Regions from separate parts of the Mus musculus genome. Here regions 2, 3 and 4 are each linked to region 1. The links are chromatin loops, found by intact Hi-C in ENCODE. Cell type or tissue: heart. All regions are shown on one strand. Each heading gives the region's core, and the rest is flanking DNA. Links, peaks and the distances in the headings are about the cores only. Region 1 holds the start of Trmt11 (tRNA methyltransferase 11). Region 2 overlaps Ncoa7 (nuclear receptor coactivator 7). Region 3 holds the start of Rnf146 (ring finger protein 146). Region 4 holds the start of Hddc2 (HD domain containing 2).

What was found. Peaks named below come from ENCODE experiments on the same cell type or tissue, not always from the same donor. Only the 100,000 strongest peaks of a DNase experiment are listed, where the experiment ranks them.
Region 2: it touches region 1 in a loop (2.6-fold over the local background); 9 of 42 quality-filtered maps call a loop at or near these places.
Region 3: it touches region 1 in a loop (2.4-fold over the local background); 2 of 42 quality-filtered maps call a loop at or near these places.
Region 4: a loop joins it to region 1, with 3 times the contacts of the local background. A loop is called at or near these places in 18 of 42 quality-filtered maps.

The regions. Positions count from the first base shown.
Region 1 is chr10:30,597,028-30,604,867 of GRCm38, reverse strand. It overlaps Trmt11 (tRNA methyltransferase 11), which reads left to right and starts at 4,168. Exons shown (of 13, transcript NM_028604.3): 1 at 4,168-4,278; 2 at 7,063-7,128. The coding sequence starts at 4,207. Gm20300 (predicted gene, 20300) reads left to right here. Exons shown (of 1, transcript NR_045008.1): 1 at 1-1,673. It also overlaps a transcript of Hint3 not described here. In heart, for the core only: no CTCF peak of the experiment used is centred there; a DNase peak (open chromatin) is centred at 4,127; H3K4me3 peaks cover 2,033 bases; H3K27ac peaks cover 1,398 bases.
Region 2 is chr10:30,715,486-30,723,325 of GRCm38, reverse strand. It overlaps Ncoa7 (nuclear receptor coactivator 7), which reads left to right. Exons shown (of 16, transcript NM_172495.6): 3 at 460-680. Among named protein-coding and RNA genes, the nearest start is that of Ncoa7, 84 kb to the left of the region's middle. In heart, for the core only: a CTCF peak has its summit at 4,180 (motif pointing right); a DNase peak (open chromatin) is centred at 4,165.
Region 3 is chr10:29,357,136-29,364,975 of GRCm38, reverse strand. Rnf146 (ring finger protein 146) reads left to right here and starts at 2,534. Exons shown (of 4, transcript NM_001110197.1): 1 at 2,534-3,012; 2 at 3,631-3,691. It overlaps Gm30698, which reads right to left and starts at 3,580. Exons shown (of 2, transcript XM_030245425.1): 1 at 3,307-3,580; 2 at 2,353-3,272. The coding sequence starts at 3,580. The coding sequence ends at 2,467. In heart, for the core only: no CTCF peak of the experiment used is centred there; a DNase peak (open chromatin) is centred at 2,925; H3K4me3 peaks cover 2,804 bases; H3K27ac peaks cover 1,835 bases.
Region 4 is chr10:31,307,558-31,315,397 of GRCm38, reverse strand. Hddc2 (HD domain containing 2) reads right to left here and starts at 1,993. Exons shown (of 6, transcript NM_027168.2): 1 at 1,915-1,993; 2 at 762-883. The coding sequence starts at 1,983. In heart, for the core only: a CTCF peak has its summit at 4,076; a DNase peak (open chromatin) is centred at 2,377; H3K4me3 peaks cover 332 bases; H3K27ac peaks cover 383 bases.

The DNA.
Region 1 (7,840 bases), core at 2,102-6,101:
GAATATAGCCACTCTGATACTATGACAGTTAATCTAGTAACTGCAGCAGGTACTATAATTGAGTAATGTATATACACTGTGTGGATGGCTCTCAGCCCAGGTGGGATAGAGACAAATGATGTGAGATTTCATTTTTATGTCCAGATCTGCATGTAATTTATGATATGTGGATTGTTTATTTCTGGCATTTTCATTTACTATTTGGTATTAACCATAGGTAACCGAAACTATAAAAGTTAGGTCACAAACGCTGAAGGTCTAGGTAAGAGGCAACTACGTAAATGTACTTCTAAATGAGTGTTTATAATAACCAGCAACAGTTTTTGTTATTTTAACAAGAAGAAATGTGCAGTTTTCCATGTCAGGAGACAAGGAAGAAGCACAAATTAGTAATATATGAAAAGTGACAGAAATTGTTGTCATATGGTATGTTTTTTATCAAAAGAAAATGAAAGTAAATAGTGGTTTGATCAACACTTACAAAAAATACTCGATTTGAAATAGAGACACAGATAAAGAAGTTTACCTTGATAGCATACTGCTAATACTATTGGCATATCATTCAGTGATAGAGTTTTTTGGGAGTTGTTCTGGAGGTCTCATCAGACACAGTAGTGAGTGAAGAGAGGTTGAGGTGGTGAAAGCCAATTCTACAATGTGCCAATGTCTAGTAGTGTTGTGCCTGCATGCACCAAGAAAGAAGCATAAAGATCATAGAGATCCACTAAGATTTCTGGGGTTTTTTGATTGTTTGTTTTGGCATACTATTTTGCAATTTTAAGTAACACACCATTTATTGCAGTGCTGGATTATAATATCTATAGTTAAGTGTTGTGTAGTATGATTAAAATTCATTAATTTAGCAAATAATTTTTAATATTTAATGAGCAACAAACACACTGGGATCCAGGACTAAAGAAATAATACCATTCATCCTATGTTTGGTTACCGATGCTATGGGACTAAGACAAAAATAATTTATTAAATCTTAGTGTGTTATGAAGTGTGGTAATGTCCAGACGAGTGGCCAGGAGACCTCTGATAAGAATATGTAGTAGGTAGCAGATATTGAAATTCAAGGCTCAGTGTTAGGCAGACTGATGATGGGAAAGCCGAAAACCTTGAGTTCTGTTTCCACTGTTAATTCATACAAACTTCTAAATGTCAGTTTACTCACTAGAAATAGAGTAAGGGTCTGTGAGTTCTCAAAATTAGATTTATAGGTTTTACAACACTGCCTTGTGTAATAGCTTTCTGATTATTTATATAGCTGACAATTTTTTCTATAGTAGTAAAAATATGACAAACTTTGGGAAAAGTGCAATCTTTGAATGTTTTTCCGCTGTGAATTTGCAGTGATGCAATTGGTCCCATGAATGATAGTACAGGGAAGGTGGTTAAGGGGTAATTAGCCGGTTGATTCTGTTTGTATAGGTCTATACTGTCTCACAGGGGCGCAGGGATGTGTTGCTTACTGCTAGGTGAGGAAACCCTGACGGACCACCTGTGTGGGATCTCTGGACCTCTGGACAGGTGCAACAAGAAAATGAAGGAGTCTACAAAGTTGTCCTTTGACCTGCACAAATGACCTTTATGTATTGCTCTCCCCATGCCTTGTAAATGGACACATACACTGGTGATAACAAAAATAAAATATAAAATCCTTAAAAGAACATTTTTAGTGTACACTTTCTTCACTCATAAAGATAAATAATCAAATTACAATTAAAATCTATTTAGCCTTTTTGGTAGTGTCCGGTTAAGTGTTATCTATCCATGAAGGCACTTCAAAGCAAAGCTGATTAGTAATGTGACTTAGTCACTGTTGTATTGCTATGAAGAATACAATGACCAAGGCAACTTTTATTTGTGGGCTTGTGAACAGTTGTAGAGGTTTAGTTATCAGCATGATGGCATGCAGGCAGCTCTGGAGCTGTAGATGAGACATGTATCCTGATCCAAAGGCAGAAAGAGACACTGTCTGTTCTGGGCTTTTGAAAGCTCAAAGCCCACTCTTAGTGACACACTTCCTCCACTCTTCTTCATTAAGGCCACCCCTAGTTTTCCTAATCGTTTTCACACAGTTCCACTCCCTGGTGACTAAGTACTCGGACATATGAGTCTGTGGGTGTCATTCTTGTTCATGATGATACTGTTAAGATATGGTCAGGGGCTGGTGAGATGGCTCAGTGGGTAAGAGCACCCGACTGCTCTTCCGAAGGTCCAGAGTTCAAATCCCAGCAACCACATGGTGGCTCACAACCATCCGTAACGAGATCTGACTCCCTCTTCTGGAGTGTCTGAAGACAGCTACAGTGTACTTACATATAATAAATAAATCTTTAAAAAAAAAAAAAAAAGATATGGTCAGTTATAAAGTCCAGCAATAACTGCATATCTGTGTTAGTTTTCTAGTCAAGTTTCATAAATGCAAATGAAGAGAAATCCTAAACTAGGTGTTGTGCATAGGCCTATAATTTCAACTCTCAGGAGGGGGAGGGGTGAAGAGCTTGACAGTTTTAGGTCAGTCTGGAATATATGAAAACTAGTTTAAACAAAAATTAACTTAATATTTTACTGAATTTTCATTTATGTAGTCGTTTGTAAAAGTGTTCTTACATTTTTGAGTATTATTCTAACAACTAAAATAACTTACCTTTTAATTATCAGAATGATTTTTATTTTGACGGGGGGGGGGGGGGGGGAGGAGGGCGGGGTTCAAGGAGAGGGGCTCGATAGTGTTAAGGATTTGGCTCTTGTGATTATAGTAGTACTTCCTTCAGAGTCAGAACCCAGAAAGGCAGATAGATCCAACAGAAAGTCCTTGTAGCTGGTTTGTAGGTACTACACTAGAGAGTGGGAATGCTGGGAAGTCAACGTCTATCCATCTCCTTGGCCCATCTCACTGCTGGGTAAAGCTTTTCAGGTGTATCCTGTTAGGGTAGGAGTGCCCATAGCCAGGTGAGTGAGTCCTCATCGATTCTCTAGAAGGAAACCCAATAAACTCATTGCTCATTGGAGTGAACTTTGGTGATAATGTGCCTTGTTTTGTTCTTGGGATTTTGGTAGACATGGTTGCTGTTGCTTACATTGTCCTCAGTGAAAGGATTTTTAACAACACTAACAAAGGCAAATCTCTCTTTAAAAAAAAAAAGCAGAAATTCTCATTTAAAACAACAAAAAACATTTCCCAATGCTATTTATTGGTCCCATGCAATAGAGTATACGTTGAAGTTTGAATATTGTAACACCTAGTACTTATAGCTATTATCTGTAGGATGCAATACTCCAGTTCTTAAAAGAATATTGAAGCTCACAGATGTTACAAAATTCGCTGAGAGCATAGGGATAATAAATGGAACTGAGGTTTGGGTAACAAGGGTCACCACTGTCTGTGTGCTGGCTGTCTTGATCACTACCAATAAGCATCAACTATATTTCTGGCACAGGATACTTGTATATGCTGTGCATTACCAAGGTGGAACACAAAACCCAAAAATACAGGCCTCAGCAGTACAAAGGGTTCAGTACTTTGAGCAGAAATGATACTTGTCGAGCTTATGTATAGGTAGCCATGTCTCTTGCAAACTGTTATGGTATTAGGCCCATCTGAGTAATTAGGGTAACTTTCACCAATGTTTTTAATCTACCACTGGCTGTGGATTTACTGTGTGCCTGGAACAACATAGCATAATTACGGAGTGCAAGTCTGAGGAAGGCTTTTGTTTGTTTGTTTGTTTCCATACAGAGCAACCCGAGATGGGTCCTTGACAGCTCTTGAAAAATTTTTGCAAAATCACTAAAAGTACACTCAGTGTTCAAGCAGGTGAGGCTGAATCTCGAACGATTAAGAGTCTACACTTAACAGTGAAGTTTTGGTCCAGTTTTGAGCTGAAGAACAGAGGGAGGAGTCAGAAGAACACTCCAAGTGGAGTATCCCTGGGGAACTGCGCGGGATCACTGCAGCCTGCCTCTTAAAACAATGCATCTCACAAGGGGAGCGTGCTAGGGTAGCCACAGACGGTGGGAACACCAGGATCTCACTCTTGCCCTTAGCGCCCCTTCCTAGAAAGTGCCACCCGCCAGTGTTCCTTGTCGTGCTTCCGTTTCCGGCTCCGGGATGAGGCTCGGCGGAAACTTGGCTCTAGGGAGGAGGAGGAGGGGGCGGGCCCGTGGAGGCCGCGCAGGCGCACGGTAGTAGCTGCAATGGCGCTGCCGGGCTCCTTGAATCGCTATCTCTTGCTCATGGCACAGGAGCATCTGGAGTTCCGCTTACCGGTGAGCCGTCCTGGGTGCTGGGCGCAGAGGCTCGCACTCCTCACGCGCCGGCTGGGGGGGGGGGGGGTCTCTGCGGGCAGCGGCGCGCGCCTGGATTGGGGCGGGGATGAGGCCGCTGGGCGGACCATGTCCCCGGCAGCCTTTCTCCAGGACGGAGCCTTGCCATTCACCCCTCTGCACGTGCTCCTGGCGCCGCAGTTAAGCAGGTGAACCTGACCCGACGCAGAATGGAGACATCCATGGGGGCTCTCGGTGGAGTGTGAGGAGTGTCGATATAGGTTCAGGCATGATGGAAGGCTTGGGGTGGAACTTAATAAAGTTGGGGAGGGGGAAGCTTTTTTATTTACTCAAGTGACATTTTCTACAGCGCCTGAAGTCGCGTGCACCGAACGGCAAGGATGCGCTGACTGACAGCTCTGCCCTTAAAGAGCGTAATGTTTACTTAGGCTCAGGACTAGCGGACGCGAGAGCATAGCCATAACTTTGTGAAGTGCAATGATGGAGGGTTCTTAGTGGGAACCTTTAAAGTATGGGGGCCTTTTAAAAAGGGAATCTTTGTCCATTGATGAATGAAGGATGTTGCCTTTCAAGGTGGGGGTGACATATGAGCTACAGTATTAGTTACCGGGGCCAAGGAAATAAGTCCATTAGAAGTATAAACTGTTGTTCGTTGCTCGTCACCAGCTACGTAGCAGAGTGGTAAAGAGAGAGAAGTAGGCTGATGGACCAGAGAAAACAGACTTGAGGACACTATAGCTTGGAAGAGGAATTAAACAGTTTAAAAGTAAAGAGGCAGAATTAGATTGTTTTTTAATAGAAAGTAAAATGAAGGAAGGACTCGAGAGCAATAAGACTGGAGTTAATAAGAATCTGTTGGAATATTAAATGATTAAGAAACTAATCTAGTGTCAGCAGTAAGAGAACAGGATAGAGTGGCAATGTAGGAGGTGAGAACAAATCTAGATTGTGATAAGCATTTCATTTTTCTGCGTAAGAAAACCTGGAAAGGATGAGATTTCTTCAACTTCATGTTTAAAGAGTGGTGAGACACTGGAACTGGAGAGTTGGCTCACTGGTTACGAACACTGCTCTTCCAGAGGACCTGAATTTGGCGCCCAGCAGCTGTGTCAGGATACTGCCTACAGCCATTGGTAACCCCAGCTCCAGGGGTGCCTACACTTCTGGCCTCCGTTGGCACAAGGCCTCCCTTACTTTTGTGAGTGTACCCACAGGTTTTAAAAAAAAAGTGCTAGGCCAAGTACAGATGCTTGGAAGCTTGGACATTAAAGGAAAACTGGCAGGAGACATGCAACATGTCAGACATAAGGACAGAGGTTTCCTCCTCCTTACGGGGATGAGTAGGAGTGAGTGTATGTGTTTTGTGGCTAAGATGGAGGTTCTGTCCCCACCTCTTACACATCTTTTCATTCTGGGATATCCATGCAATTTATTTTCACCATTCACCCCCAATTCTTGCTAAAACCAAACACCTTCTAGTACAAGAAACAACTTGATGCATACATACCCAAAGAGAACTAGAGGTGGCATTTGTTGCTCACATCTCCCATTGTTTGTGATTTGGAGTAGGAAGTGATGGTATCACTCCCTCCTGATGGCCATGGTCATGGTGTAAAGACCTTCTGGAAGGGAGGGAAGGAGAGTGTTGGCAACCAGCATCGGGGACACTTATCTTCTTAGTTACTTCCTCATAGGGCCAATGTGGAGGGATAGAGTTCACTTGCTATATCTTATTTAAGCAATTGGTCAGTGTGACAAAGCAAGGTATTTTTACAGTCAATCTGTGTTTATCAGAACAAAGAGGTTGCCTGAAGGATGTATGCATTTGATCAAATTTCCTCATGACATGCATGTTACATTTAAAATGTTCACTCTGGGCAGGTATAGTGGTACACTCCGGTAATCCCAGCGTTTGTGAAGTGGAGGCAGGTGAATCGAGAAGTCAAGGCAGCCTTGGTTATATGACAATCTTAAAAACAAACAAAACTGGTGTTAACTCTTTCTAGTTTTATTACTACACTGAAAGGTTAGCCATGTCCTTACACGTTTCAAACTCACAATTATGCTCCCTAGCTAATTATTTCTTTTTCAAACATCTTCAAATCATGTTTAATAATTCATTCTATTTTTTTATTGTTGACTATTTTATTTACTAATCTGTAGCATCTGTAAAAAAAAATTCTTTACTTCCCTAAATCAGGACAGAACAGTTTCTGATGAAATCCTTTTGTAGCTCATGTATAAAATCTCTCAGGTCTATGACCTAATAACCATGGTTAGGACTATAAAAATCTCAGAAGTCTATGTTACAATTGCCTGATGCTGACAATTGCAATATGCCTCAAGTAGATATCCCCTTCCCCTTTCTTTCTATCATTAGACCTGCTTTTCTCTGCAGACTCAGTTTAAAGGATTGAAAATGCACATTAGTCACTTGTCAGAAGTAACCTGACAGAGCAGAGCTTTGTTTTGCCTCATGACTTTGGAGAGTGCAGTTGGAGGTGTAGCAGAGTGGCATGGTCTGAGGCTGGGTTGTGAGGAAGCGGCGTGTCCACACACTAAGAAACATGGAGTGGGTCGGAATCGTGGGAATAATTCTCAAAGCCTGCCTCTTAGTGGTGGACTTAGCCACGGCCTCCTAAATACTCTCCAGTGTTCAAAGTAATACTTCAAGCTAAGCACTGACCTGAAAAACATGAGCCCTTGGGGGACATTTCTGCCTCAGACCGTAACAAACATATATTTTCTCTATGTTTTTCAATACAGGAAATAAAGTCTTTACTATCGGTGTTTGGAGGGCAGTTCACTAACAGTCAGGAAACTTATGGAAAGGTAAGGTGATTTTATTTATTTATTTATTTATTTTTAAAGGGAATAGGAGGTGGTTTATTTTGGAGCCATTTTGAATGGTTATGGCCTGGGAACACATATTTAGGTTACCCCAAATTCCGTGTTGCAATGAAGCAGTTCTCCTGGTTTTACAGAACAAAGGAAGTCATAAATTAAGGTAAGCTGAAATATGTCCTACTATACGTCAGAGAGGTGGTTTGTAGCAAGATGCAGGAAGCATCTTTACAGGCCTGAGATGCTATCGGACGACATCCTTAGCTTTTGCATGGCGGGGCAAGCGTTTTTTATCTATTAGTGCAGTATGTTAGTTTCTACACAGAGACGGGGAGGATGCTAAAGGAAGCCCAACACAGGCACTGCAGTTCTCATCAGTCATTGGTCTCTGTGGACACAGCTTCTTTCCTGAGTTCTTGCTCACAGTTGCCCCAGTTGGCCAAGCCTCACAGTTGTGCATACAGGGGCCAGGAATGCTCATTGCCAGTGTCTGTTGTAGATGCGGCTGAGAAACGGTCAGGGCAGCTGTTTTCAGGAGAGGAATAGTGGTTAAGATCTTTAACCAAGAAACTTGTGGATTATATCAAAGTTGTAAATCATCATGATCCATCAAGATGTACTTTCTTTCCTTTTCCCGTATCTGTTACAGCATTTACGTGTGACATGTGCTTAAGTAATTAAGAGCACTGTTTGGCGTAAC
Region 2 (7,840 bases), core at 1,768-5,767, 120 kb before region 1:
AAATCAACTTGAATAATTTTATGAGACCCTGTCTTTAAGCTAGTATCTCCTCCTCCTCCTCTTCCCTCCTCCCCTTCTTCCTCTTCCTTCTTTCTAAGTGAAAGCAGAACTGAGGATAGAGCTCACTGGTAGTGCGCTTGCCTGTCATGTACAGCACCAGGATTCAGTCCCCAGTTCTACCAAAAGAAAGGTGGAGGAAGACCCAGGCCTGTCAGCCTGTAAGCCCAGCACTTGGAGCCAGTCTGTGTGCTTGCCAAGAAGGAGGAGGAGAAGAAAAAGAAGAGGAGAGACAGAGACAGAGAAACAGAGAGACAGAGACAGAGAAACAGAGAGACAGACAGAGAGATACAGACAGAGAGAATATCAGAGAGCGTTTTATATATCAGACAACTACATTTTAGAGTCCCACAGCATAAAATTAGGATGGCATGTAACAACTTTCCCCCTTTTCATTCGTAGACTAAAAAAGAAAAAACAAGCCAAACAAAATGCAGAGATAGTTTCAGCTGCGTCCTCGAAGAGTCGTTCCGGGAAAGATGATGCTAATTCAGACATTTTGGAACAAGACAAGTTCAACGTTACAGCAGAGGGGGACCATAGCACTGATGACAAAAAGAAGAGAAAAAGTAACCAGTTAAAGGAAATCAGGCGCACGGAACTGAAGAGATACTACAGTGTTGGTAAGTACTTGTGACGCCGTGGGAGTATTTTCTTTAAAAAGCTGTCATAGGCTGAGCATGGAACTAAAATCTCCATGCTCAGGAAAAAGAAGCCAGAGGAATGGAAACCGAAGCCAGCCCAGGTTACTAAGGCCCTGTCTCAAAGCTTTAACAGGAAAAGCAACAACAAATTGTAATAACTTGTAAGCTAGATGTGGTCATCACAAATTTGAAGCCAACCTGGTCTACATGGGGAGGTCAGGCTAGCCTGTTCTACATGGGTAGATAAGCCCAACCATATCTCAAAATATAAACAAAACTTCCACCCTCAAAAAATTAAAATCTGTAATGATTTTTCAAAAATTATGATTTATAAGATAACATTATAACAACAGCCCAGCATTTAGAGTAAGTACTCCATGTCTCTGACTCTTACTGTATATGTTATATGATACTCTTATTATATATGTTATATGAAATGAAAGGATAACTGTAAACTCACATACTCCACTCACTGTTGGACACTTGTCATTTAGTAGTGTGTCTGTCACATGCTTTGTGCTGATGAACATTTCCCTGTAGGAGAAATGCACTTTTTTCTCATGTTTTTGTTGTTTTGTGTGTGTGCTTGTGTGTGTGTGTGTTTGTGTGTGTGTGTGTAGATGTGGTTGCTAGGGATCAGAAGTTGACTTCAGAATCTTCTTTTATTGCTCTCTCCTTTATTTTTGAGACCAAGTCTCACTGAGCCTGAAGTCTCTCTCTGGCTGGCCTGCTTCCAGGAGTCCTCCTGTCTCTGCCTCATAGCCCTGGAGTTTCAGAAGACCAGCACTATGTTCATCTTTTTACATGGGTTTTGGGAATCAAAATTCAGGCTTCCAATTATACAGCAGGCACTTTGCCCACTGAGCCAGGTTTATTTCTTTTCCTTAGTGGCTATACATAGGTCCATAAAAGTACTAAGAGTTGTGATTGTAATATTTGGAGGAGACAAGGCCTAGTGTGTGTCAGCTAGAAACAACCACTAAACACAAAACCCCTCATTTAGAATAAGTCCACAATGTTTTAGAGTTTCTTAGACTAGCCATTGCTGCAAACGAACAGGAAATAATGGCTTACACAACTAGCTGTACCCATCTCATACCGACTGTTCTGTCATATGCAGGTCTGAGTATAGTTCAAAGAGCGTGCCAAGAGAGGATATTAAGAATCAGAAATTTGGTTTGATATTGCTAGGCAAAGAGAGAAAAAGATATAGTAGTGCTCAGAGAACATCCTGCAGCTAAAGTCATGAGATGAAGTAGTGCAAAATAGTAGGCAGATCTGGTGACCCTGAACTTGCTGTAGACCCTGAATAATCTTGCTCCAGATTGTGGTGGACTTGCAGAGAAACATATCGTTTACCATGTTTACGATAACTTCTTAATGGGCCTAATGCTACATGTATGATGGTGCGTGTCTGCTTTAATAGGTTCTGAAATCACCTATGATACAAGCGTCCAGGGCACATCTGCAAGGCATTATTTAGCCTCTGGGCATGTTTTCCAAGGATTCTATTGATTAGGTTAACTGAGGTGGAAAGATCCATCTTAAAAACTGGCAGTTCCATTCCTTGAACACAAATATCCACTCCTCTCTTCTTCCTGGCTGAGGAGGCAACATGACCAGCTGCTTCAGGCTCCCACAACCTTGACTTCCCATCAGAATGGTCTTTACATTAAACTGTGACTGTACTTAACCCCTTCCTTCCTTAAGATGCTTTGGTGACGTGTATTATCACAGCAGTGAGAAAGTCAGAGGAACAGTTCTTGTCAAGGTCATGCTACACTACAGTGTGGTGGGACAGTGCTTGTCAAGGTCATGCTACACTGCACTGAGGTGGGACATTGCTTGTCAAGGACATGCTATACTACAAGAGGTGGGACAGTGCTTGTCAAGGTCATGCTACACTACACTGAGGTGGGACAGTGCCTGCCAAGGTCACGCTACACTGCACTGAGGTAGCAGCGAGGACTGCTTCATATGCATTGATCTAACAGACAGATGAGGAATCTGCTCTCAGCCATGACCATGGGGCTGCTAGTACTGAAGAGGGCAAGTGACCTATGGATAAGTTGGGGGCCATTAATGTCAAGTCATCAATACAATGTGTTTGTAAACACTGTGCATTCCACCCTAGTGAATGAGGCTCTCAAGTAATTAATAAGCTTACAATTAAAATCTAAAACATCAGTATACTCCACGACTTCTGAGAAGAAGAGAATTAAGAAAGTTGTATTGAGTCCTATTTTGATTGACTTCTTGCTTTGTTTGTTTCTACTGCAGGGGAATCTGTTGAAAGTGTGTTGTTGAGTTTAAAATGGCATCCCTGTCTTTATCCTGCTTACTCACTCTTACCTCACAAAATACGTTCAGTTACCTTCTGTTCTGACACTTCCTTCCTGTCTCTGTCCAGGCCAAGCCAGTTCTCAACCATTTTCATGGATGATCAGTGCAGTGCAGGATGACCTTCACAAGCACTGTCCCATCTCAGTGCAGTGCAGGATGACCTTGACAAGCACTGGCCCACTTCAGTGCAGTGCAGGATGACCTTGACAAGCATTGTCCCATCTCAGTGCAGTGTAACCATTCTCTGGTTGCAGATGATTTAGACCCTATAGTGTCTCCACCTTGACAGGTGCTCTTTGTGTGTGTGTCTGCATATATGATGGACATATCTGTGTTCATTTGTGTGAGTGGAGACCAATCTTGGGTGCTATTCATCACCATCTACCTTGTATTTTGTACAGGGTCTCTCACGGACCTATAACTCATCTGGTAGGCTAGCCTCTAAGCCTCAAAGTTCTACCTAGCTCTGCCTCCTGGTGCTGAGATTATAAAAATGGGCCATTCTTCCAGATTTGTATATGTATGTGTGGAGGAGTGGGTAGATTTTGAGAAACTCACTCTGTAGATCAGGCTGGCCTCAAATTCAGAGATCCATTTGCCTTTGACTCCTAAGTGCTGGGATTAAAGGCATGTGCCTCAACCTCCAGGCCAGACATTTTCTTAGTTTACATAATAGAGATTGGCACTCAGGTCTTTTAGCACTTCACTCAGTTACCTCCCTATCCTGACAGATGTGTTTTAAATGTGCATTCTGTAGAAGATCAAACATATAGATGAATGAATACTCTTGTAATATTTGGCTCCATTTCCGGATAAGTCTACAGGATATTGGTAAACAGTGAAGTCATTTAGTTGAAATTGCTGTGTGGTTTTCCTTGTTAATAGTAAGAGATGCCATTATATCAACCCTCAAGAATGACAGTAATGGCCATTGGTTTGGATATTTGGGGAATTTCATCAGGAGACTCCAGTGCTGGGATCAAACCTCTGGGTGGGGCTTCATTTGCTCTAACCACATTTGACCATAGTTCCATAGTTGACAAATGCCCACTCAGCCCACTCAGATTTGATTAGCCTCGTAGAGTCTGTTGCCTTTCAGAGTCCCATCCCAGGATGTAGTTCTATACCACTAGGGGGAGCATCAGACCTTGAGCTAAGAGTCATTCCTGTTAGAGAACACTGCCTCTTTCGGTGTTGCTCCTAAGTGGCCAGATAGTGAGGGGACTTGACAGTGGGTGGATCTTGTCTGCTAAGGATTTAGATTTGCCTGGTAAAACTCAAAGAAAGTTGGGGGAAGTGCCATTATTTCCCAGACGAATCTGAATTGATGAAGGCAGGCTGTACTGATCAGAGACAAGCCCTTAGGGAAATGAAGTGCTGAGGAGAGATTCTGCTCACAGGTAGAACAGTATATGCTAATTAGTATCGTGCATGAGGAAGAAAAAGAGCAGTCAGTACATGACAAATTTGAACTCAGGAATGAGGAAGGATTTTGTGTTTAGAGATGAGATTTTGAAAGTCTAAGTCATTTTTCTCAAGGGGCCTAGAGATGCCTGTTTATTGCTTTTTTACAGATGTGAGGTGAAATCTATATGTAAAAGATGCGATCCCAGGAACAGAGGTCAAAATGAGCTAGTGGTGCTAAGAGAGAACATGAACTTAGCAGTGCATAATGGAAAAAGGTATAGGTGAGAGTTGACCTATCTGGGTACAGAAAGTATAAAGCAGTCTGCCTACCTGTCTGTCTGTCTGTCTGTCTATCTGCCTGCCTGCCTGCCTGTCTGTTTTAATCTTAAGACAGGGTCTCACTCTGTAGCTCTGGCTATACTGGGATACAATATGTAGAGCAAGCTGGCCTCACACTCACCTTCCTCTGCCTCCTTGTGCCATGATGCCCTGCAGGATTGTTTCCTTTATTTGTTGAATTTTATGCATTAAAGAACTATTTCAAATATTAGCATACAGGGAAAAGCAGAACTTAATAGCATGACAAAGCAAAAGCAAAGGCCTTGTAAAAAGAATATTTATTATGCAAGTACAGAGTTTGTTGAAAGCAGTTACTTCCAATTGTTGCCCATTCTGCATATACAATGTAATTTCCCAGAACTAAAGAAGGATATTTTGACAAAATGTTTTTATTTTTTCAAATAGATTTATCTGTGACTCCTTGCAGCCTTGAGCAATACGTCATTGCTATCTCCTTATACAGTGATAACATGCAAAAGAATATTATGGAGAGACTGAGTCACTAGAATTGCCTCATTATAACAACATGGTCCTGATTCTGTAAATGTTCTGTTCTGTTTTTGAGAAGAGATTAGGAAAGGAAGTAATCATATTAAGACAGTTTGTATCATATAATTTGAGATCTAGTACCTAGCACAGCACCAAGTAGGTAAATATCAGAATGTTTCTAGAACAAGTGAATTCAACCTTTCTGTGCTTGCATTAATATTTGCTAATATGTAGGACTGCTTTCACTTACTCTGTTTATATGGTATAAACTCTTAAGAAGTTTTGTAGGGGATGGAGAGATGACTTAGAGGCTAAGAACATTTGCTGAGCTTACAGGGGACCCAGGTTCAGTTCCCAGTACCTTCAAGGAACTTCATGACTATCTATAACTCTAGTTCTAGAGGATCCAATACCCTTTTTTGGCCTCTTCAGATACTGTATGCATGTGGTACACAGACATGCATGCAGCCCAAACATTCACATATAAAATAAAAATGAATAATTTTTTAACAAGAAATTGTTTGATAATTCTGTGTCTTACTGTGCTTTTAAAATTAGCTATTATTAAGTTTTTAGAAAAATTATTTAAAGACAGAGTCTCACTGTGTGGCTCTGACTGGCCTGGAACTCACTGTGTAGAACAAGCTGACCTTGAACTCAAGAGAGATAATCCTGCCTTTGCTTCTCTGCCGCTGTCACGTCAGGTTAAGGATGTGTGTGACCATGCCAAGCCAAGTTTTATACAATTCATCAGAACACTTCTAAACCTCCCAAAAGATGATTAATTTATTGCAGCATCAAACTCTAGTAAGTTGGCTATAAAATACTTTTACTTTAAAAGAACACTTCATTCATTAGTCTTTAATGTTAAAATAGTGCACATCTTCCCCTCTAAATCACACAGGTAGAATGGGAATATGAAAAAGCCATAGATTTCAATGTCAGACCATTCTTCACTTGAAACATATCTATGGAAGTACAAGGGTAAGAAGAGATGGATTTTATGTCAGGAAAATAAGGCAATTTTGAATAAGGTAAATTATTAAAATAACATAATGTGTTAATTAATACAAGCATTAATGCCAGAAATCCTGGAGAGCAATTTAGAAATGTTAAGATTTTGGTTTTTTTCAAGACAGGGTCAGTTTGTGTAGCCTTGACTGTCCTAGAACTCACTCTATAGACCAGGCTGTTCTTGAAGTCATAGAGATCCACCTGCCTCTACCTCCTTATTGCTACGACTAAATGCATGCACTACCATCTCCCACCTACTTTAAAGAATATTATTTGGGAAGCCATTATAATGAAGATGAAGGACTCATATGAAGGAGCTTGGCATTTTATGATTGTCAAAACCAAAGATTTGCTTAAAGAGATCATTTGTCATGAATGTAGCTCATCTTCTTCTCAGGCTCCTCCCCTTCTTCCTTCCCAGGCCCCTCCCCTTTCCCTCACCGCCTTTCCTGTCCTCCATCCTTAGATGCTTCCTTTCCTTTATTGTTTCCATCTTTCTTTTTTCCTGAGATGTCATTGTGTAATCCCAGGCTGGCCTCAGATTCATGGTAATTCTGCTGAGCTTCCTGGTGTGTGGTTGAATGTGTTTATCTTAACATCAGCCTCATGTAGTTTCTCATTTAACAAGCCTACTGAGTCTACTACATTCATTACAGTTTTTCATCCTGAATTCAAAAGATTAACAAGAAAAAGTAAAAAAAACTGAAATTTTCTACTGATCCTTTGCTATAGATTCTTTGTTTCTCATGAAAATATGAAAGCAACCAACAACTGGGTTCTTTCCCATAGTGGCAACCACAACTTTCCACACAACTTAACACTTTTTCTAAGGGTTTGTTTTTTCTTTTTAAAACCACATGGGTGAGTTTCGTATCTGTTATTTGATTTTTGTTTCAATTCACAGGCTTAGATCAAGGTTATATTATTTTTATAAGTTTATTTCCAAACATAAATAGGCCAGGCCATTAATATATGACCTTCAGCTTAGGAGTGTAAAGCCTTCTTGTCCTTTCGATTTTAAAGATTAGAAGGGTATAAGATTAAAATGAACTTTTATGTGAAAAGAATGTCAAGAGCCTAAGGGGGTGGGGATAGTCTCAGTGGTAAAGAACCCGATTGTAGGTCCAAGACTTAGTTCAATTTCTAGTCCGAAAAATCACCTAAGTACTATTGTTGTAAAATAACCAGGAATGTAGTTAAAAAGGAAAGTGACATGAAGGAAGATGTCAGATGTGGGGGGTATTGAAGGAAGAGTCTGAGGGGGAAAAAAAAAAACCAAAACCACATACACACACATTCTGCATGAAAAGACAAAATACATGGGAACAGAAGCAACCGAAGCTTCTGTGAGACCAGAAGCCTGCATTCAGGAGTGCAAACACTTATTTGAGCATAGAAATCAAAGGAGTTCACCATATGTAGGGCAAGATGAAGGAGAAAATGTAGGTTAACTGTAGGAAGGATTTATGGGTCATGGATAAATGGCTTGAAAAATAGTTCTAAGTAAAACTATGGAATTTTGTCATAAGGCCAGACACAGTGGCACA
Region 3 (7,840 bases), core at 1,352-5,351, 1.2 Mb after region 1:
ACTGCTGGTGCTTGAATCTCTTTGTATTCAGACTAAGCATGACCCTTGCTCATGGAATGGTACTACCCACATTTAGGACAAATCTTCCCACTTTAATTAATCTAATCTAGATAATCCAGATAGGTATGCCCAGAGATTTATTTCCATGTTGATTCAAAATCCCAGGAAGTTGAAAAGATTAACTAACATGCCATACAAATTAGATCACAAAGTCTCACTCTTTTGAGTTCTATGCTTTGGCCCAGAGGAGAATGCAAAGAATTTGGGTGAGTTAAACATAACATCCATTACACTGCTGTACGTATGAGAGAAAATGGAAAGGAGAATAAGAAATGATAGTGAGTGATATGAAAATTTAAAACAGAGGCAGGGAGAGGAATGCAAAGGTATTTGAGCGCGCGCACACACACACATACACACACACACACACACACACACACACACACACACACAGAGAGAGAGAGAGAGAGAGAGAGAGAGAGAGAAGGGGGAGACGGAGAGGGAGAACGCAGAATGCATTATGGGAGTGATCAAAAGAGGGGAACTCTCAGCAAAGAATGTGCAGAGAGTTTGAGTAGGGGTGTTGTAGGAACAGAAAGTGGATTAAGAGGTATGGGAGATCATAAAGTAGGGTGACACACAAAAGGGGGACTTTTGATTTGTCTTTGTGTTGGTAAGCCAAAGGTGGTTGTATATGTGTATTCAGAAGTATGATATGACCTCACTTAGGTTTGGTTTAGAAGTCAGCATAAAACGTAGTAGGATCCTGAGTGTATTTTGAAGATGGAAAGAGGCAGCGAAGAAATTATTTGCAAAGTGTATATGCAGCAAAAGAGGAAGAAACTAAAGATGGGTTGGAACAAAGATACAGAAGCATGTTTTGACATGGTTGTGGGAAAGGGCTGAATCTGAGAGAGAATTTTATTAGGTTTCTGATACTTCATGTCTGTCTCAGGTTTTTCAGTAAGCAGACAAAATAAGACTCCAGGCACTTAGATATTCCGCGCCTCTTATGCACCCAGGGAGACTGAAGGACAACATAAAAAAGCTTTTCCCTAATAGACGTAGGGGCTAGGCAAGATATTTATGATCTGTCTGATTTTTGCTCTCTCAAACAGGACTTTCTTTATGGAAAATTTCCTAACCCAGAAATAAATCTTCATAGAATCTCTACCTGAATTCAAACCCCAGTTGTGTGTTAGATCTGTAAAATGGGAATAGCAAAGGATGACATTGGATTATTGTAGGGAGTAGATGAGCCCTCTCAGAATATTGTATTGGTATTACTGCTATTGTTTCTTCAAACTTGAATCTTGAAGAACAGGTCAAAATTTTGCTATTACTTTGCTACTATTATATACATATATTGTATACCACTGGAATTAAAAATAAAATGACATGATAGGGAACTAAGCTAAGATGGCATGTTTCTCAATATCTGTACATTAATTAAAGTTATAAAAATAGTATTACTTAGAAGAAAATGTATTGAAATAGCTGATACCAAGAGACATTTACACACAGTGTACCTGTTTCCCTAAAGAAGCCACAATTGTGTGGAAGATCCTGTGGACTGAATGGCTGGCTAAACTTTCTAACAGTGGTCCAGGAGAATGCTGCATACAAGAACATATATTTGTGTCCCTCCTCCCCCATAGCCCATAGTTGCCACAGTAACCATTTGCTACAAATTCCTGTATCTTCTGGCCTAACATCTTTGTTACTGTTTGGTATGCACTGTTGAAACCTAGCTAGCCAGTAGCTTCCATCAACATTTTTAATCCCCCCAACCCCTTCCCTCAATGGTACTAGGGATTGAACCCAGATCCTCAAGTAAGGTGAATCAGCCTCCTACCGCTAGATCCCTTTGAAATTAAGAATATTTTAACATCTGAAGCCTATGAAATAGACCCACATGCTTGCTCACATCGACTCACCTATTCAATGTCTTATCCCTTTCAACGTACATTGATGTACAACCTTTTCTCTTCAGGCTATAAAAGTTCATATAATATTTCCTATAACAACTGAATGAATAACCCGAACCCATGCTCTGGATTTACAGCTATTAATGTTAAGCAGATGAGCTCTTCCTTTGGATCAGTGGCCTTGAAACCCTATAAATAGGTGCACAGTACATTTTTCAGTCCTGAATTCAAACAGTGGATGTAACCTCAAAATGCAACATTGTTGCAAGCACAATGCAAACAGTTACAGAATGCGGAAATACTTTCAAAGGTGAAAAGGTTCTCTGGTCCATTTTGTGCAACTTCAAGTAGAGAAAACTGTTCTGAAAAAGATCATGTGCCGGTTAAAATGAACAAGGACTAGATTTTGATGTGTAACACCATATGCTTGCCATAAAACTAACCCATGAAATTTATTCTAGATTCGCGGGACGATTTCTTCTTCTAGCTTCCTATGCTGTTAGGGTTTAAAAGACACCCCAGCACACCCCCTCTCCCATTACATATCTGGCCATTTGTGAGGTGAATAAATTGGAGCATCTCGGGGACCATCCAGTCCACGCCGTGACTTTTCTTGTGCCTTTTTTGTATAAGGAACAAGCGGTAGTCTCTCCAAGGGCACGGCCAAAGGAAACATAGGACTTGACCCAAGGCTGAGTTTTGGAAAGGCTCTTCTTCCTGGTACTGAAGGTCTAGCTTCCTCCCACAAGCCACCTAGATGGACCTCCACCAGTTCAGAACCAGGAGGCCACAAGATGCGCCACGCAGAGGGTGAGGGAGGACCGGAACAGGGACAAGGAGCAGCCCGGTCGCAGCAAGGGACAGAGAAGAGCAGCAGCCAGCGTGGGGACCGCCAGCCAGGGCCGCCGCGCGCGGGATCACGGTGAGGGGGCGTGGCTTCCGCCGGCGCGGCCCCGCCCCTTGAGCGCCGGGCGGTCACGTGACGGCCGCGCGCGTCCCCGTCCGCTGCGGGCTCCGAAGCGGAGGAGAAAAGACTGCGAGGTGGCTGCGGCGGCGGCCGAGAGGTGGGCTCCGGGCCGGACCGGTGAGGAGCGCGGGGGGCCGTGGGCTGCGGGCCTCGGCGGGGCACTGCGGCTTCGTTGGCTGCGAGGCGGCGCTCGGAGTCCGCGGCGGGCGGCGGCGGGTCGGGGGCCGGTAGGACGGGGACGCCCTTGGCCAGCGCGGCCCGGACGGGCGCGCGGAGGGAGGCCGAGCTGGCGCAGCCCGGACTGTGACGGGCGCGGCCCCGGCCATTACTGCGCAGGCAGGCCAGGCTGCGGGCAGCTCCAGCGGGCTCGACCGGGCCTCAGTCGGCCACGGGCTGCATGCTATCTTCCGCCTGCCCTGCCGCCGCCGCCGCCGCCGCGGCTGTGCCTCTGGGTCTTGCCCAGTGCCCGGAGTCGTCCCCTCCTCCTCGCGCTGGCGGAAGCCGCCGAGCGTTCTTGTTTTGATGGCTCCCCAAACCCGAAACCAGCCTGAGGTGTCGGGATACCAGTTGGGCCTCCCAAGCCGGGTGCATCTTGAGAGCTCCGGCAGTCGCTTTGTTCTGCTTGCTGGATGTGGAGTTTTCTCCTTAACCCTCCACCCCATCTGAGAGCGCACGGGATCCCCATTGTTGTCACTGTCTTATTTTCTGGACTTTTTTTTTTTTTTTTTTTTAAAGAGAAAGGGCTATGTGACATTGTTTTTGAGGATGTGGAAATGGAACCGTCCTCTATAATTAGGTAAGATGTTTCCCCACTGTAAGTTAGCACACGCATTCTGACAACTACATTTTATCTGTGTATGTGTGTGTGTGTGTGTGTGTGTTCTTTTGCAAACTAGATGTGCACCTGGAGCTTGGGCATTGAAAGGCACGTATTGTCATAGAAGTTGAATGCGTAGAACATAACAATAAATGATCTGTATCATTAGACTTTTAAAGAACATGGCATATTAAAGAACAAATTAAGAAAACGACCCACACATACTAGCAGAGCGTGAAAAGCGTCTGGGAGCTGTAGAAACACTTGAAAATAGGTGAAGTAAATCTCATTTTAGAGAAAACTCAAGAGTAACTGCTACAGTAAAGATGGAGTTTTGGATATGTTTGCTTGGGTCTTGGATATCATAGAGTTTATTTATGTCTTAATTGGGCGTGTGTAATGGGGAAAGAATGAAAACCCTGTTATTAAACGTTTGAAAGTTTCTGTTTTGTGCTGTTTAAGAACTGAGTCGAATTGTAGTCATGGGGAAATGTCCCAAATAACTGTTCATTAGATAACAGGAATGCAAACATAAATGATTTTTTTTTTTTTGTAGGAGACATGCCATTTAGTAAAAGTGCCACTTTGAAACTGTTGGAGGGTTTGTTTTGTTTTATTTTTTGGATCCAACATGATTCCTTGACTTTGAAGAAGAAAATAATAGGAAGAATTTTTCATATCCATCTGTTTAAAACATATTTTCTGTCAGCCATATATGAGTTTGAAGGACTTATCACATTTCCCTATCAGTATGAGAGATGGAAGATCCGAGTCTTTTCTACCTCCTTGCTTGGTTGCCTTCTTGATCACAGAGTCTGAACTTGGGTAACTGCTGGGTGGATTAGAAACAGTCTTTTTGAGCATACACACTGTTTACACTAGTCTACAGCTTCCTTTGCTTCTTTGTATACTCTCATTTACCTTTCTAGTTAGTTAATACAAAGCCTGTTGTTAAAGGCCTGCTAATTAAAATGTTTGGAGTTGTCCAATTACAGAGGCTGGCTAGAGCAAAGTAACAAAAGCATAGGGATAACTTGGCAAAGGTCACTCACCAGTTAATAAGAGGACTTTCTTATTTATAGAATGTCTGCCAGCCTGAAACATCTGTTAGATGAGAATACATGTATTACATATAAATATAAATTGACATTTGTATCTCATGAGTTAATGAAATCAATACAACGCCCACTTTGCAGAGAAGGAATTTAAAGCCTTACACTTAAGTATAAGGACGGAGACAAAAGTAAATAGAGTCACAGGATGGGGCTTCTTAAGGGCAGTCATACACAAGGCAAGAAGATCCCTCAAAAGTATGGAACCCCACTTAACTGAACTGGGTTTTGACAGAACACTTATTTCCAAGCTTAACTTAGACTTTTAAAACTGATTTGATGATGAAGTATAAAAATTGACACATTGTAACAGTTACATACTTGTGAATTTGGGAATCTTTCTTAAGAAGTTTTAAGATGTGTTTGTTAAATCCCATCTGACCCCTACTCATTTTTCTTGTGTTTATAATAGAGACATATGTAAGTAAACAGATACACATAATAAGGTTTGTAGTCCCCCTATTGATATGTTTTCTATATAGTGTATTCTGTTTGAGTAACTCTTATTTCATTACACCTTAACTTTAAATAGGATAAGCAGAAAATGTCCAACTGTATATAATTTGACATTTATATTTTTATTTCTATTGTGATATGTTCATCTTTTTTCTTTGATTCGCCTTTTTTTTTCCTTAAAGAAACAATATTTTATTCAAGTTTATTATCTAGGGACGGTGGATCTTTAAAAAGTTTGGCTGGCTTAAAATTAATCCTAATTGTTTACATTATCAACCCTAATATTTATATTAGGTATTAATGTAGTCAAGTAATTATGATTTAAATTTCTTCAGTGGTTACAATTTTAAAGTAATAAAATATGACTATTTTTCAGTTTTTTTAATGTAGCTGGATTAATGGACTATTAATCCATTTTGTCTCAACTTAGAAAATTCTGTGAGATATAGAAATTGGAAAAGTCACCATAACCTGCAAGGTTTTAGAGAATATATGCACAATGCCCTCACAGAGACATTGTTTCCATCTTGCTTACATTTGTAAAGTTATCCCCAGATAGCTGCAGTCTGCTTTGTTGATGGAATACTTTGATAAAGTTTGTCTATGAGCACCAAAGATTTTTGTATAACTGGAATAAAACAGTTCTAAGGATGGACTGGTCCAAAATGCAGGTGTTCTTAAAGATTTATATGGGTTATTTCGAAACTTCTTTGTTTCTGTTTGCTTTGATATTTAAGTACAAACCAGTTGTAGAGATTAAATATTTATGGACAAGATAGGTAAGTGAATAGGCAGGAACAGTTGTTATTTATTAAAGAGAAGCAGTACGTAAGTAAATGCATGGAAGAAGGAGAACTAAAAATAGGAACAAAATTTTTTTTCACTGTATTTCAGTGTGAGGAAAAATTGGGTACACATTTCTTATAAAAAGAATTTTATAGGCAAGAACTTTACCTTATTCTTGGGGTTTTATCTGCATTCTGGACAATCCTTAAGTAGTCATTAGCCAGATGGATTTTGTGCTTGCTAAAAGATAGAAAGATGACAGATTCTCAAGCTGTAGCTCTAGTGCTCAGTTACATTGTAGGTTCTTTAAAGGATTCTCTAACTTTATGTATTTGGTAGTTTCCAGAAGAGCGTCTTCCTCTCAGAGGAAACTCAGGTATTTTGTGACGTAAGTATTGTGGTACTTAAACAAAGCAGTTGAAATCAACATAACTCGATTGGCAGTTTACCAGCCATTTAAAGATATAACATTTGTCAGGTCCTCATGATTCTGTGAAAAAAGTCAGTGCATAAATTAATAATGCCAATACTCATTCAATAGTAGAAAAATACATAAAATACAGAAGAGGGAAATAGTTTGAGTGACCATTCCTCTGCAGTGCAGTGAACATCATTGGGCATTTTATAAACTATAAAAGAGGAAGACTTTTAAAGGCAGGAGGATATACAGAATTATCAAGAGCTTTTTGGAGCATTGAGAACTTGGTATACCTTTGGTATAATGTGGAAGGCTGGTTGCCAAGGATAAATAAGAGGGACTTATTTAGATTCAGAGACCTACCTAAAGCCTTCGTTTTCCTGAGGAATTTGCCTTTATTGAATAGACTGGAGAACTTAGGTTTGGCTTCTAGTTTAGGAAGACCATGGTCCATTTTTTCCAATGTATTACTCATTACTCAAAGACTTCACGAATGAACTCAAGGCTGGTCACACAGTAGTCCATAGGAAATTCCCAGTCTGTCCAGTATGCAAGATGACAGTATTTGGTATGGCAGTATGTAGGGCCAGAGAAGTTAGTAATAATGTCTTCTCATTTTCTCTGACCATTAAGTGGCTAAGGCATGGAAACTGAAATGACACATTGCAAGGTTCAGCAGAGGTAGGTGCTTAAAGGAGGTGAAAACAGGGGTTTTGTTAGGGAAGAACTTTCAGATGATTCTAGATTGGCCAGGAAAGGAAATGACATCAGGAACTGTATAAAGGAAGGAAGATGGGGAAGTAGCCAGACGTCTCCATACTAAAGAGCAGGTGTGGGAATGGGAAATGATCTGGAAGGGCCAGCACTTACCGTCTGAGAATGGGATTGGGACTTGTTTTAGATGACAATGCCAAGTGGCACTTTATTGCTGAGAGGAAGTAAAGTGATTTGAATTTGGGAGTTTAGAAGATGAAAATAAAGGGCAGTTTTATGTTTTTTAAGACTTATCAATATCGCTAGCCTAGAATCTACAGTGGGAGGGCCCCAAAATGCATACTTTAAAGAAGTTATGTTCTTGTTTCTAATAAATGAATATTGGAGCATGGTTTAAGGACATCTGAGAAGCCGGGCTATTCATTCTCAGAGACAGTTAAGTAGGTGTGTGGGGCTGCTATAAGATGGCATGAAGAGGATGATATGGAGTGAAATGATGAAGTCAGCACAGCCAGTGGTAGAGTCTCAAAGGAAGCCATGTTGAGACAATAGAATGTTTCCCTCTGACCTGCAGATGGCATTGTGAGAAAATGGGCAGTGTCTGAGTAGGATGTGGGAGGGATTGATAATCCTGTGTGATAC
Region 4 (7,840 bases), core at 2,120-6,119, 710 kb before region 1:
AATCTCTAACCAACTTCATTCATATCTCCAATTGACTTTTCATTTTTGTCTTGTGGTTTTTGTTTCTAAGTTCCCTAAGTTCTACTCTATCTGCAGAGCAACAGGACTTGCTGGGCTCCCCAAAAACATCCCTGTAGTCAACCTTACTTCCTTTTATTCCCCAAAGTACTCCATTACCTTCTCACCACCAGGATTTTGTTTCTGGACACTCTATATGCAAAGCCTTTCCCTACTTCTTAACCTATGTCACTTAGCTCAGATGCCATCTAACCCGTGAAGACCAACCAAGAACATGAGATCTTCCCTGCTACTGGAACAACTGGCTAATTTCCTACCCTAACTTATTTTGTAATTTTTATTGAAGCCACATCAGTCCTGTGCAATTCATTTGCTGTCTTCTTTGTAAACTCTTGTCTTGTGATTATCAAGCATTAAAAAGAACAAAAACAAAAACTTGCTGATGATCTAAAGAGATGCTAACTCTTTATAGCTCCTATGTAGTTATTGCCACACTAGTTCAACAATATGGCCTCAGAAATGGCTATCATTATTCATAAAAGCAGATAGTTCAAAGCCAAGTAAATACTAATTAATGCAAAGATACAATTCACACATATTCACCCTTTAAGGCCCTAACTTCTCACTTGTTTCCCCTGAGACCAACGCAGAATGTAACAGAAAACTTACTATAGTTTACAACTGAAGTCATCCTCACACAGAGTCCAGAAACCTTCATAAGCATCAATGTTCAAATAACTTACCTATCCTTGTTAAGACGGTCATCTCTGGTCACCATGGCCATAACTGCCATCCGGTACATGTGATCTGACACGCTTTCTGGCTTTTCGACATTTCTGTATACCCAGCCAGTCCGTGGAACTCTCTAATAAATAAGATAAGGAATTAAACAAAACACTATCCCTGGGAACAACAACAAAAAATGACAGGTGCTCTTCAAGAAAATGCCAGAGAATGGCCACAGAGCCACATGTCAGCTGAGTCGTGGTTTCAAACCTATTTTTTTAAAAATGTTTCATTTAAACTAATCATATCGATAAAAATCTGAAATCTCACTAGTGAGTGGACAATTCACAAATATACAAAAATGTTCAAAAGTATACAAAAGTCCAATAGTCTTTACTCTGTGCTAGTGAAGTATAACTATGGGATAATACACAAAAAGTTTTTAGACATAAAAGCAAAACTGGTGGTACGCCTGGTGGTACACGCCTGGAATCTAAGAACTCAACAGGTGAAGACCCAAGTTCCAGGCTGCCAGCCTGTGCTGTTCATCTGTGGTGTAGTTAGGAAAAATGCAAAGCAAAGCCCCAGTATTATTCCTAACTATGAGAGTAGTAGGTTTGTGCCGTCCAAAAACTCATTTCATACAATAATAGAATATTTTGTACATGCAACATGTGACAGACTCTCCAATTCTAACTCAGATGGCTTGGAGGAGTTTCCATGGCAGTCAAGCCTTTCACTACTTCTCAACCTGTGTAAGTCTGCATTTTCTCTGGGAGTTCTATGCATCTAACGAATTTCACAAATAGTCGCAGTGTTACAGAACAGCTCATCTTGGAACAAAGGGGGCTCTGCACAAGCTCTGCCAAGCAAGGGCTGGTGCACGCTGAAACCGATTTACTGAAACCAACAGTTCCGGAAGTCACGGTGATAGAGGAAGGTTTCCACAGCCTACGTGCAGGGGTTTCGGCTCCTGCCTTCCGCTGCCGCTCCGCAGCATCGCCATGGCCTGGGTTGTGGCCGCGCTGGGCATGGAGCGTGCACGAGTCCCCGGTCCAGCCTCGGCTGCGTACCCGCCAGCAACGCCGGGCTGAGCGAGGGAGGTTGCGTGAGGTCGGTGCCTGAGCTGGGCCGCACCGCCTCCCGGCCAAGCCGATCCCACCCGCTCACCTTGAGCTGCCCAACTAGACGCAGAAAACGCAACAGCCCGGCTCCAGAGCCGGACGAGGCCAAAGCCATGCTGAAGTGCATAAGAGCTGGGCGGTGTCAACCTCAAGCCCCTCCCCATTCCCCTTCAGCTCCTCCCCGCCCTCCTTCAGCTCCTCCCCGCCCTCCTTCAGCTCCTCCCCGCCCTTCTTCAGCTCCTCCCCGCCCTCCTTCAGCTCCTCCCCGCCCTCCTTCAGCTCCTCCCCGCCCTCCTTCAGCTCCTCCCCACCCTTTGGCTCCTCCTCACAGCCCCACTTCCTCCTTTGGTAGAGCACTTTCTCTGTACTAAGGTCTGTGCTCAGACTTTGGATGGTCTCTGCCCAAGTAACCATCAACTTTCACAGGAATCGCAGCTTGACGCTAAGGGCAGAAAGGCCTAAGGAGGATGAAGCTGGATAATGCCTGCAAACCTTGCTTCTTAGAAGCCCAGTGTCTGATTGGCAGGAAGAGCTAGCTATAAGAAGCTTCGCTTAACCAGTTTAACAAAGGCACTGGGCAAGCCTGTGAAGGGAGGCAATGCTTGGCAGACATACCAGGAAACTTTGGAGGAAGCAGGAAATGGGCTAGTAAGAGGAAGCCCATGGTGAAACCACAAGCATCCATTCTGCCAGGAAACTGATCAGGATCTTCCAGGACTACCTGACTAGTTTCCATTGACAATTTGATGGTACAAACTTTTAAATGCAGTTAATGGATATGGACAAATTCAAGCAGAGGGAGTCGAGGATATGAATAAGATTCAAGAAGAAAGAGAAATAAAAAGGAATTCCAATTTTATTTGTAACAAAGTAGGTTTATTTATTTACAGGGCCCTAAAAGGTGATGGTTCTAATGAACCATTGTCTGTTCTCGTTTCTCACTACTTGATATACCTACCACCTCTTCCATATGAGCCCGAATACTATACCGGGAACTATACTAGAAAATGTATAGTCATCATAGCATAATGTTGGTATAGAATGTTGCTCAGTAGATTCTACAGAACCCTGAGGCAGCATCCATGAGCAGCATCCAGGATTCTAAAGTCAGCTCTACAGAAGAAATGAAAAGTTGGCAGTATAGTGTAGCTGTGCATGAGGTCCCAAGTGCTCTCCAGCACTGAAGTAGCATCCATGAGCAGCATCCAGGATTCTAAAGTCAGCTCTACAGAAGAAATGAAAAGTTGGCAGTGTAGTGTAGCTGTGCATGAGGTCCCAAGTGCTCTCCAGCACTGAAGTAGGTGAGTGGTTTGTGTTATCTATAAAGCACAAGCTTCAAATGCCAGCACCACCAGGCTGCCTTGCTATGCTAAGGTCCTAGGTGTAGAAAGCCCTATTCCTGGTTTTATATATAGTCCCTATCTGCTTTCTCCCTATAAATCATACTGTTAGTCACTCTAATCAGAGTGTTTGAATCAGGTGTTATCGCAGTAAAAATGCCTGTGAAAGTGGCTTTTTAGAGTATAAAACTTTCTGGAAATCATAAATAGGACTTTATGGAAGTAGAATATCTTAAATAGCACCTTGCTCACCACCCTAGTTTGACAGTGTGAACTTGGGAGAGTAGGGGCTCTTTAGTCAGAGCATCCAGCAATTTGTACTCTGAGGGTTAAGAAGATTCAAATGAGTAAAGTATTTGATGACAAAGACAAGCCATATGTGACAAGAAAATGTTTTTTTTCATAGATGCACATGAAGAATATCAGCTGAAATAACTCACTCCTATCCATTATACTTGGGAGGAGTACAAAAAACACAATCCAAGAACGATTCTGGGGTTTCAAGAAGCTGTGGTCATAAGACTCTTGCCTTGTTTTCTTGGAGTTTTCTCACAAGCACTCAAGATTCCCCTTGCTCAACTCCATTCTTAGACTGTGGTCTGACAGCACCCATCACTCACATCAAGATTTAGCAGTGAAAGAACATTCTTCTTAGAATAGGAGCAGAGGAAACACCTAGAGACCTCATGAGTGACAGATGTCTTGAAACACTGGTGTTACTTAAAGATCTCTTGCAAAGGAACACAGTGGTTCTCGGGGATGTAAGAAGTGTGTGTTGCCTCGGGTGTGTAGTGAGGCTTTTTGAGAGGCCGGCAGAGTTGTAGGCAGTTTTTAGGTGAGTTACTGACCCTAGAGGAGACAAGCAGCATAGCATGGAGAGAACTCTGACCTGGACCTAAGCTCCAGCTTTCCACGTCAGGGGAATCTTGGGCAGGAGAAACCTCTGAAAAACTACTGACTTGTCCCTTTAAATGTTGACCATTTAGTTGATGTTTGCATACCACAGAAATTTAATAACTACTCAAGTCAATATTCAATGTATTCACTTGATTCTACAATTTATTCCAAAGACTAGTACTAGGGATTTATCAGTGAAAGTCTGATCCTTTATCTTTGCTCTCTTAAAACCTATTTTTTAGGCACATGGTGGTACATGCCTTTAATCCTAGCACTCAGGGCCAGAGGCAAACAACTATCTGAGTTTAGGTCCAGTTGGTACTATGACAGCCTTTTCTGAGTGAGTTATTGGACAGTCGGAACTACACAGAAAACCTCTGTCTCAAAAAACAAAAACAAAAACCCTAACTAAAAGTTTAATCTCCATTCTTAATTTGACTAGATTGAGAAACATGCAATGGTTTCATAAAGCACACCTCTAAGTGTATCCATGAAGGCATTTCTGAGAGGATTAAAGCACAGTAGTTCTGTCTTAATGAGTGAATTCATCCCTTGAAGGTTTTATATTATTATTATTTATAGTATTATTGGCTAAAGTAGAAGATGGGATAGCTAGAGGAAGTGGATGGCTGGGGTGTGCACCATGGGCCATATCTTCCTTTGGTTAATGTAATAATCAGCTTTAATTGTCAAGGTGACACAATCTAGAATCACATGAGACAAGAGTATCAATGAGAGATTGTGTAGATTAGGTTGGCCTGTGGGAGTGTCTGTGAGGGATTGTCTTAATGATGAGTGATGACCCAGCTGGAGAATGGGAGGTACTATTCCTTGCATTTGGATAGTCAGCAGAGCAACACACATGTGCACAAGGACTCATTTCTCTCTTCTCTCGACTGTGGATGTGTAGATGTGATGTGACTTGCTGCTTTTATGTACTGTAGCCTGGAATGTGACCTAAAATAAGCCCTTTCTCCCTGTGTTGCCTCTTGTCAAGGTATTTTATCATGGAATCAGAAGAGATGCTAGGACAGCCTTTCCTGTGCTTCCTGTCTGATACAATGTTCTGGTCCACCACCCTTACCTACCATGATGGGATGGGTTGAACCCTCTGAAACCTTGAGGGAAAAAATATTCCCTCAATAGGTTGTTTTTCTCCAGTATTTGGAAACAGTGACACAGAAGCCTGATGAATACGAAGAGAGAAAACACAAACTCTTGCCACACGGGGCTTAGATTACAGTTGGGAGAAAGATAGTTACAAGTGAGCAGAATGTCCCAATACGTCAGATGGTGTGATAGGACTATGATTGTCAGTTTGATTGGATTTTAAAAGCACATATGGAATTAAGGAAGCATACTTCTGCATGTGTCTCTAAAGGAATTTCTAGACAAGTTTGGCTTAGGAAACAAACTTGTCTAAATATGGATGGCACCATCCAATAGGTGAGAGACCTTCATTGTATAGGGGTGGGGCACAGAAATACAAAACGTGTAGGTATAGAGTCTCTCTCTCTCTCTCTCTCTCTCTCTTCTTCCTTTCCTCTCCTCCCTCTCTCATTTTCTTCCACCTTTCCTCCCTCACCCCTCTCTGTCTCCCTCCCTTCTTCATTCCCTCTATTTTCTGATACTGGGGCCACATTGCTCTGCTATACCTTTTCCACCATGGTGAATTAGAAACACTTTCAGTGTGAGCTAAATAAACCTTGCCTTCCTTAAATTGTGTATTAGTCACTTTGGACAATGGCAAGAAAGCTGACTAACACAGATGGTAAGGAATGATCAAGGAGGAAACAGAGTAAAATAGCTAAAGTATGAATTATAAATTATCATTTATAATTACTCTGATATTATAATTTATAAGTACTATGATAAATTCTCATTCTAAAGTGATACTGAAATAGTATTGTTGTGGGGTCCACTTAAATCAAACATAAATTCGACACTAGGTCAATGCAGATGACAAAAGTCTATTGTAATCATGCTGCTACTGATTATCAGGTCTGCAGCATATTTAAAGACTGAAACCATAAAGTGAGGTGGAACAGGATGGGTTATAGCACTGTCCAATTATATTTTGACGTAAGGGGTTTGGTAAGGGCATTTTCACCAGGTTTCTGAGTCTGGGAACAAGAACTTCATTTGATTCTGCAAGGAAGATAAAGAAGTTGCCCTTGAAATGTCTGGATTCAGACAACTGTCTCCTTACAAGTTGTCCCTGAGATGTATGGATTCAGACAACTCTTTGCTTAAAACAGAAGCTGTTCAGCTATAGGGAAGGTCCCAGTTCCCTTAGAGCCTGAAATCTTTAATTTAGTTTCTCCCTATGATTAATTGGAGACTGCAAATGAAATTGTAGTACTTAGAATAAGTTTATTTTGCTTATTTCCAATATCCATGTAAACACCTGGGTCAGGGTTTGGGATTTGAAGGTAAGACTAAAGGATTTATGACACAAGACATATGGGTATAAAAGAAAAGGAGGAATAAGGATGATTCTAAAATGTTTTGCTTGGTAGCTACAAGAACAGAATAGCTTTTTGCTGAGTTGGGGAATGAATCAGCAAGCATAGCTTGTGGGGTGGATGGAAACTAGACATTTACTTTTGTTGCAGGTGAGGTTCTAACACAGGTGACTTTGAAAGTCAAGGGAGAGGTAAGAGCCAGAATAAAGATCAAATATACAAAAATACAAACCATGTGTGATAGTTTGTATATCCTTGGACCAGGGAGTGGCACCATTTGAAGGTGTGGCCTTGTTGGAATAGGTGTGACCTGGTTGGAATGGGTGTGTCACTGTGGGTGTGGGTATAAGATCCTCACCCTAGTTGCCTGGAAGTCAGTCTTCCACTAGCAGCCTTTGGATGAAGACATAGAACTCTCAGCTCCTCCTGTGCCATGCCTGCCTGGATACTGCCATGCTCTCACCTTGATGATAATGGACTGAACCTCTGAACCTGTAAGCCAGCCCCAATTAAATGTTGTTTTTTATAAGACTTGCCTTGGTCATGGTGTCTGTTCACAGCAGTAAAACCCTAACTAAGACAGCATGGCACATCAATAAAACCATAAAACTAGATGAGACCTTTTGATGGTTGAGGAGATATCCAATAACTGAGTCATGGAGCAGCCCAATATTTAGACCTTTGGAGACCAAGGGAGTATACAGTGAAGTAGAAAGAGAATTCAAAGACAACCGGGTGCCAGAATATTTCAAATAAGAAGAAATCAACTAAGGACAGGAAGGTGATCAACCAAATCAATGTTGTATCAGATAAAAATCCAGATTTAACTGCCAGATTTCATGTGTTCCATCAACTTTGACAAGAGCAAGCTTTCAGTATGGTAGAACAGCAAGCAGACACCCTAATGAGTTGGGTCTGGAGATAACAGCAGTGAGTAGCACAACTCATTCAAAGTGAAGTGGGCATGTGAGTACTAGGAGAAAGGAATGGCTTTGAAGAAAGATGATTTTTTGTGTGTGTTCATTTACTGATGGGAGTGACTAAGGAAATATGGGAAATGATTATAGGGTCAGAGGAGTGCTTAATGTTTGGCAGTAGCAAGAAAAGTGTTATGAGGAGTCTACCAGAGATGACCACTCAGACACAGTTTATAGTCAATTGGAAGTCTTAGTTGAGCTGTCTGGGACTATACCTACACATTCTGGGACCTGTGTGTGTCCAGACCACAGGGTATTTGAAGGCAAAAGCACATGCTGGCATATGGATAAGC